Regions from separate parts of the Homo sapiens genome. Here region 2 is linked to region 1. Evidence: chromatin contacts called from ENCODE Hi-C or POLR2A ChIA-PET data. All regions are on one chromosome and are shown on one strand. Each heading gives the region's core, a stretch centred on a gene start or an enhancer-like site at or near the end of the contact. The rest is flanking DNA. Distances are from core to core; before and after follow the strand shown.

What was found. A loop is a pair of places that touch in the nucleus more often than their neighbours do. ChIA-PET counts read pairs that join two places held with the same protein, here RNA polymerase II (POLR2A). Pooled maps may share reads with other maps.
Region 2: a loop to region 1 is called in a map of endothelial cell of umbilical vein, with 7 times the contacts of the local background. The contact joins two enhancer-like sites. A Hi-C loop is called at or near these places in 1 of 168 maps with a recorded cell type or tissue (endothelial cell of umbilical vein), 1 of 37 single-sample maps with no recorded cell type and 1 of 50 pooled maps. POLR2A ChIA-PET finds 5 or more read pairs at or near these places in 2 of 52 experiments (T-cell and activated CD4-positive, alpha-beta T cell).

What each region holds. Positions count from the first base shown.
Region 1 is chr18:62,449,879-62,452,735 of GRCh38, forward strand. No RefSeq gene overlaps it. Among named protein-coding and RNA genes, the nearest start is that of ZCCHC2, 72 kb to the right of the region's middle. Within about 2 kb of position 1,378, at least 24 of the 41 ENCODE cell types and tissues checked have a DNase peak (open chromatin) inside an H3K27ac peak, as active enhancers do; they include endothelial cell of umbilical vein, where a contact is called at or near this core.
Region 2 is chr18:62,553,781-62,556,637 of GRCh38, forward strand. It overlaps ZCCHC2 (zinc finger CCHC-type containing 2), which reads left to right. Exons shown (of 14, transcript NM_017742.6): 6 at 2,423-2,517. Among named protein-coding and RNA genes, the nearest start is that of ZCCHC2, 32 kb to the left of the region's middle. Within about 2 kb of position 1,456, at least 4 of the 41 ENCODE cell types and tissues checked have a DNase peak (open chromatin) inside an H3K27ac peak, as active enhancers do; they include endothelial cell of umbilical vein, where a contact is called at or near this core.

The DNA.
Region 1 (2,857 bases), core at 128-2,627:
TCTCTTCCCCACTCTGTTTCACTGCAGCCCATGGCTTAGCCCAATCAATGCACGGCTAATCCTGGCATCTCAGCTCTAGGCAACTCTGTCTTTTATATTTGCTTGTTCCCCACCAATCTAAATAACAAACAAAGAGAGGCTGTCTAAAAGAAAAGATGTTTACTTGGGAACAGAGCATTGCAATGTGAATACCTGTGCCATAGGTAAACCATGTGCATATTCAGGGAGGTAAAGGAAGAGAAGGATTTTTAAAGGAAAAAATGAAGGGGATTACATAATTGTTCTGAAATACTTATCCCTGGCTAAAAGATCAACAACAAGGGTGACACCCGTCCAAGGCTGGAGAGGCAGTTGCTGGGCAGACGTCCTTACAGAAGCATTTGTTGTATAAGGCTGTGACGGTCTTGGTACAAAGTTGTGGTCTCTGTAGTCTTTCGTGGTCAGGCATACAAGTGTGAGAATCCTCTCTTCATGGCCTTCCTTGGATCTGTTTGTCAGAGTTTTCTTAACCTTAGTGACTCCATTTTGCTTCTGACAACTTTCACATCCCCAATGTTCCCACTTTGGAATCATCTCACTTTTTCCTCCCATACTTAATATCACCCCAACAATACAATAAGGAGTCTGTTTTTTGCAGGAGTTAGCTATTGTATGCAGCACCGCTAGACTTGCTTTCCCTCTGTTTCCATTGAGTTGTTGCTCTGTGTTGGGGGTGGGGTGGTGCAACCACTGTGTCATCCCTCTCTGTTATCTCTGAAACACAGAGCTTAGTAAGTAGGAAGGGTCCTTTATGTCACTACTGATTTGCTGGTTAATAGCTAAACATCAAGTCAGGCAAATTAACATGCTTCCCAGTTATGCCCTTTCTAGTCCTATGTGGTGTGGCCTTTGCTAATTATTTGCACTTCCGTTATTCTGGAGCGCTTCCTCCCTTCACTCATAAGTGATTAATGCAATGTTGCCGGTACAGCTTCGCCCACCACCACCTCCAACTGTTGCCAACTGTGGTTTGGAGAGGCTGGGCCGGCATCCCGGAGGCCTGTTTGTTTGTCCTAGTATTCATTACTAGTTGGCTCTCCTCCCATCTGCTGCCAATGCAGAGTTATTTATATCAAATTGGAGAAGCCTTGGTGAGCTCCGCTGTGATAACTCACATCCTCAGAATGCCTTTCATCCCAAAGGACTTTACACGTGGTATCCTCGCAGGAAACCCTTTCCCGCTGACCCAGGGGTAAATCCTGGCTTCCCTGGGAAGTGGCAGCTGCTGGTCCATCTGCTTGGCTGATAAGGCCTTTGCACTCAGATTAAGAGCCCTGGCCCACAAAACGTGCGGTGGAACTTGCCCAAAGAGGTCGTGACAGCTGAGTCACAGGGAATAGCACTGAAACTGCGATCCTGGGGCATGGAGAATGTCTATGAGGGGTGAGCCAGGGTGCTGAGTCATGCCTCTCCGCCTGGCACTGACTTGCTGAGTGTCAGAGCTTCCAGAAGGTGACACTGCTTAGAAGTCACCAACCTTCCCACTGCCAGCCTGGTCCATGAGCTCTGCACTTCTGAGGCTGACATGCCATCCCCTCCAAAGGATTTACTGTCATCAGTATCACATTTGGGTGATAATTCATCAGCTCTCATTTTTTCAACCAATATAGGTTCATTACATCCAGCGTTTCACCGTTTGACACAGGATAGAGCTCAAATGAAGGGCTTGTGATGTTCTGGCAGCAGTCTAACTCAATTAACAGATTAACACGAGTCCACAGGCACAGGTCTCCAAAGAAATTAGATCGCTCCGAAAGAAATCAGGCTGGGGTGGGAAGGTCAATCATCATTTTAAATGAAACTGAGAAAATTATTGACAAATTTGTGCTCTTGTTGGGGCTTCCAGCAAGTAGTATCAGAGGGATGACTTTGGGAAAAGAGCCAAAGAGAAAAATATATGGCCTGGCAAAATTTTTTATGGAGAAAATATTTTTTTAATTTCATTTTTTTTCTATTTGTAGTTTTTTATTTCTTTTCTCTTTTTTTTTTTTTTTTTTTCTTTTTTGAGAGTGTCTCACTCTTACCCAGGCTGGAGTGCAGTGGCACAATCAGACAGAGTTCACTGTTACCTCAACCTCCTGGGCTCAACCAATCTTCCCGCCTCAGTCTCCCGAGTAGCTGGGACTACAGATACATACCACTATGCCTGGCTAATTTTTTTTTTATTTTTAAATGTTTTTGTAGAGATGGGGTCTCGTTATATTACTCAGGCCAGTCTTTAATTCCTGGTCTCAAGCAATCCTCCCACCTCGGCCTCCCAAAGTGCTGGAATTATAGGCATGAGCCACTGTGCTCAGCCAGGAAATAAATTTTTAAATCAAATTTATTGACAGGTTGGCCATACACTGTCTAATCAGTGCAGGGAGGTGATCATGCAGTTGAGGGAAACTGCTACCAAGAAGCCTACCCCATCCCATAGCCTCCAGGAAGGAGTTTTTGCCAGGGGAATATCAATATTGCACCACCAGACCAGTGTTGAAATTCAGTGGGTGCAGGGAGATGGCAGGTGTGGGCGGTAAATTTCAAAACACTTATTTTGAAACGCCCACGATGCCTGGATCACAGATCCTGTGGCTGGCAGAATAACCAGTGCTGTTTACACATCCGTGGAGGGTGAATCTTCTTCTCCGGCTATCAGAAGAGCATTGCATGCTCTGTAAGAGCAAAACTCTGGTTGCTTGGACTTTGTCTCTTAAATGCAGCACTTGCCACAGTATATTCTCACTGGTTAAAGTTTTCCCCCTCCTCTTACAGATTCCTTTCTCACTCTCTGAAGTTTAGTTAGAATCAATATCACAAGTTGGACTTTTAACTCAGG
Region 2 (2,857 bases), core at 206-2,705, 100 kb after region 1:
TGTTTGAGTAGGCTTTGCCGCCTCCCTGTGAATGGCCTTTTCAGTCCTTTCCACACTTTATTGGTGTCACTGATTGGAAGAGTTACTTGTTAGATAAAGAGCCCTGCTTGCGATTACTTCATGACCATAGAGGTGTTTTAAATTTTTATATACTCAGATTTATTGATCTTTTCTCTTCTGGTTTCAGGGTTTTGTGTCATGCCTAGAAAGACCTTTTCAAAGATATGTTTGAAAATGTATCTGAAATATGTTTCAAAAAATATGTTTTCTTCTGATACTTCCTTTTTAAAAAAATCTTGGATTCATTTGTAATTTATTTTGATGTAGGGAGTATGGCGGGAATTCGTATATTTTCCCAAATGGCTGGCCTGTGGCCTCAACACCATTAATAGGATGTCAGGACACTTCCTTCTCAGTTTGTGGGTTTTAAATTAGTAGGTCATCATTTGTGTCTCAGAAGTGTAGCAGTTATAAAGGAGGCGGAAGAAAGGAAACTGAGAAATAGGAAGTACTTATTAGTGATACAGATCTTGGTTGGTACAGGACACACTGCATTTAGTCTCAAATATGCTGTAGGTTAGGAAAATGAAAATACGGCCTGAAATGTGCATTTGGGGTTGGATGATTTCTGTCATGTCAGAATGTGACCTTGTTTTTCTCACTCATTTGATTTATCAAATAGTTTATGGCCACTTTGATTTTTTAATATCGGTATAATTGCCATCTGTGGTTATTCATTAATGAGCCTTGACTTTAGTTTGCATGCTGATTTCAGTCCCCGCCTTTATCTCATTTGTGGTTTAAATGTAATACTCAGTGTTCCTGTAGTGGATGTATACATAGTATTTGGAGTTATATCTGGGCTGTTGCCTGGGACTCAGGCCTTGAATTGAAGGTGTGCCTGTGCTTTTGACCAGTTGGTTTCTAACATGACTGGGTGTGGGTTCCACCACTGCCTTTGGATTTTAATGTCAGCCTTAGGTAATATGTTCAGACCTGGAAATCTAGATTTGCTCCTGAATTCAGATCTCAGTTCTTTCATCTCTTAATTTCACCCATGTCTTCCTGTTGAATGTTTACTTTCACATTAGAAGACCAAGAAGCAATTTTGCATGATATACAAGGCAACTTTGGCCCATAAAGGTCATCTGTTGGTATATTAATGATTTTATAATTAATCTGAATAATAGGTCAAAAACCTTGGGGGAGAAATTAATTGAAATTTAAAATGCGCATTAAAAGTGTTCAAAACTAATAGAATGGGATTTGTATGTTGAGCACCTAAGTAGTAGGTAGGGTGACTGTTTATCTGTGTGCACTATTTGATTCTTGTAACCATGAGAAATTGGAAGTTGAAAGGCTAACTGGCTTGTTTAGGGTGCTTCATCTTATAAGCGACTGAACTGGTATTCAAATCCAAAGTAAACTTCCTGGTAGATTCTGCTCTAATTCTTTGCCCAAGAGCCCTTTTACAGGTACCACTGTCGGGAAGACCTCCAGCTGGAGTCTTTTAATTACATTAATAAAATATGAGGAAAGCTGGGTTTCAAAGATAACTTTGACTCATGGCATGATACACATTCAACATGAGTCATCAGTTAGTCATGCCTTAGGTTGTAGAATATATGTATGATATATGATAACTACATAATTGACTGTTCCATATTTTTCAGGACTCTTAGCATCCCAAACTTCCCAACCTCCCACTTTGAGAGTGTGGGAATGCCCGTTAATACTACAGCCAAAGGCCAGGCTCAGTGGCTCACGCCTGTAATCCCAGCACTTTGAGAGGCCGAGGTGGGCAGATCACCAGAGGTCAGGAGTTCGAGACTAGCCTGACCGACATGGTGAAACCCCGTCTCTACTAAAAATACAAAATTAGCCAGGCGTGGTGGCACATGCCTGTAATCCCAGCTACTCGGGATGCTGAGACAGGAGAATAGCTTGAACCTGGGAGGCGGAGGTTGCAGTGAGCTGAGATCGCGCCATTGCACTCCATCCTGGGCAATAAGAGCAAAATTCAGTCTCAAAAAAAAAAAAAGTACAGCCAAATAAGGAGAAGAACACCTGTGGAGAAGAGTAAAGAAATTGCAGTTGTTTTTCTGAACAGAAGGGTGGCTATTGGACCACTTGGGCAAAGGCTGAAATAATACATTTTTGGGCCAGTATTGAAAACTTACCATTAGATTATACAAAATTAAAAATGAACCTATTTAGTCGATTCTTGCAAATGAATTTTGTTAAATGTTACTGACTTCTTCCCATAGGAAATACATTAGAAAATAATATTCTTTTCTATAGGAAAAATATTTTTCCATACCTGAATTAAACTGCCACTTCATTCTGCTTTATAATTGAAACTGAGCTTCTTGTGGATTAACATTACCTGAAATTAACAAATCTCTTTTCTTTTTATGTGCAGGCAGCTATTTTCAAGTTCATCACAAGCTTTTCTACAAAGTCAGAAAGTACACAGCTTCTTTCAGTCCATATCATCAGACTCCCTACACAGTATCAGTAAGCATCCTCTGTCCCTCTGTGGAAATCTTTTTTCTTTGTTGGATTTTATTGCTTTACTGTGTCATTTTGTGTAGGTTTGTCACTTTAGTTAAAGTTAAGGAATAGTGACATACATTTTTAATGTCATTTTTAATGAGTTTTTACACTGCAGTTTTAAAGAAGGTCATGAATAAAAGCTAATATAACAGAGCAGACTGATTCCAAGGTAAGGCCTGAGTCTCTCTAGTCTTTGGGGCATGGCCAGTCCTTCATTTCCTGGGCAGGAACTGTTCCCTCACAGGCTGGAGACCTTACAGTGCCACGTGCTGGTGTATGATCTAGTCTGTCTTCCTCCTGT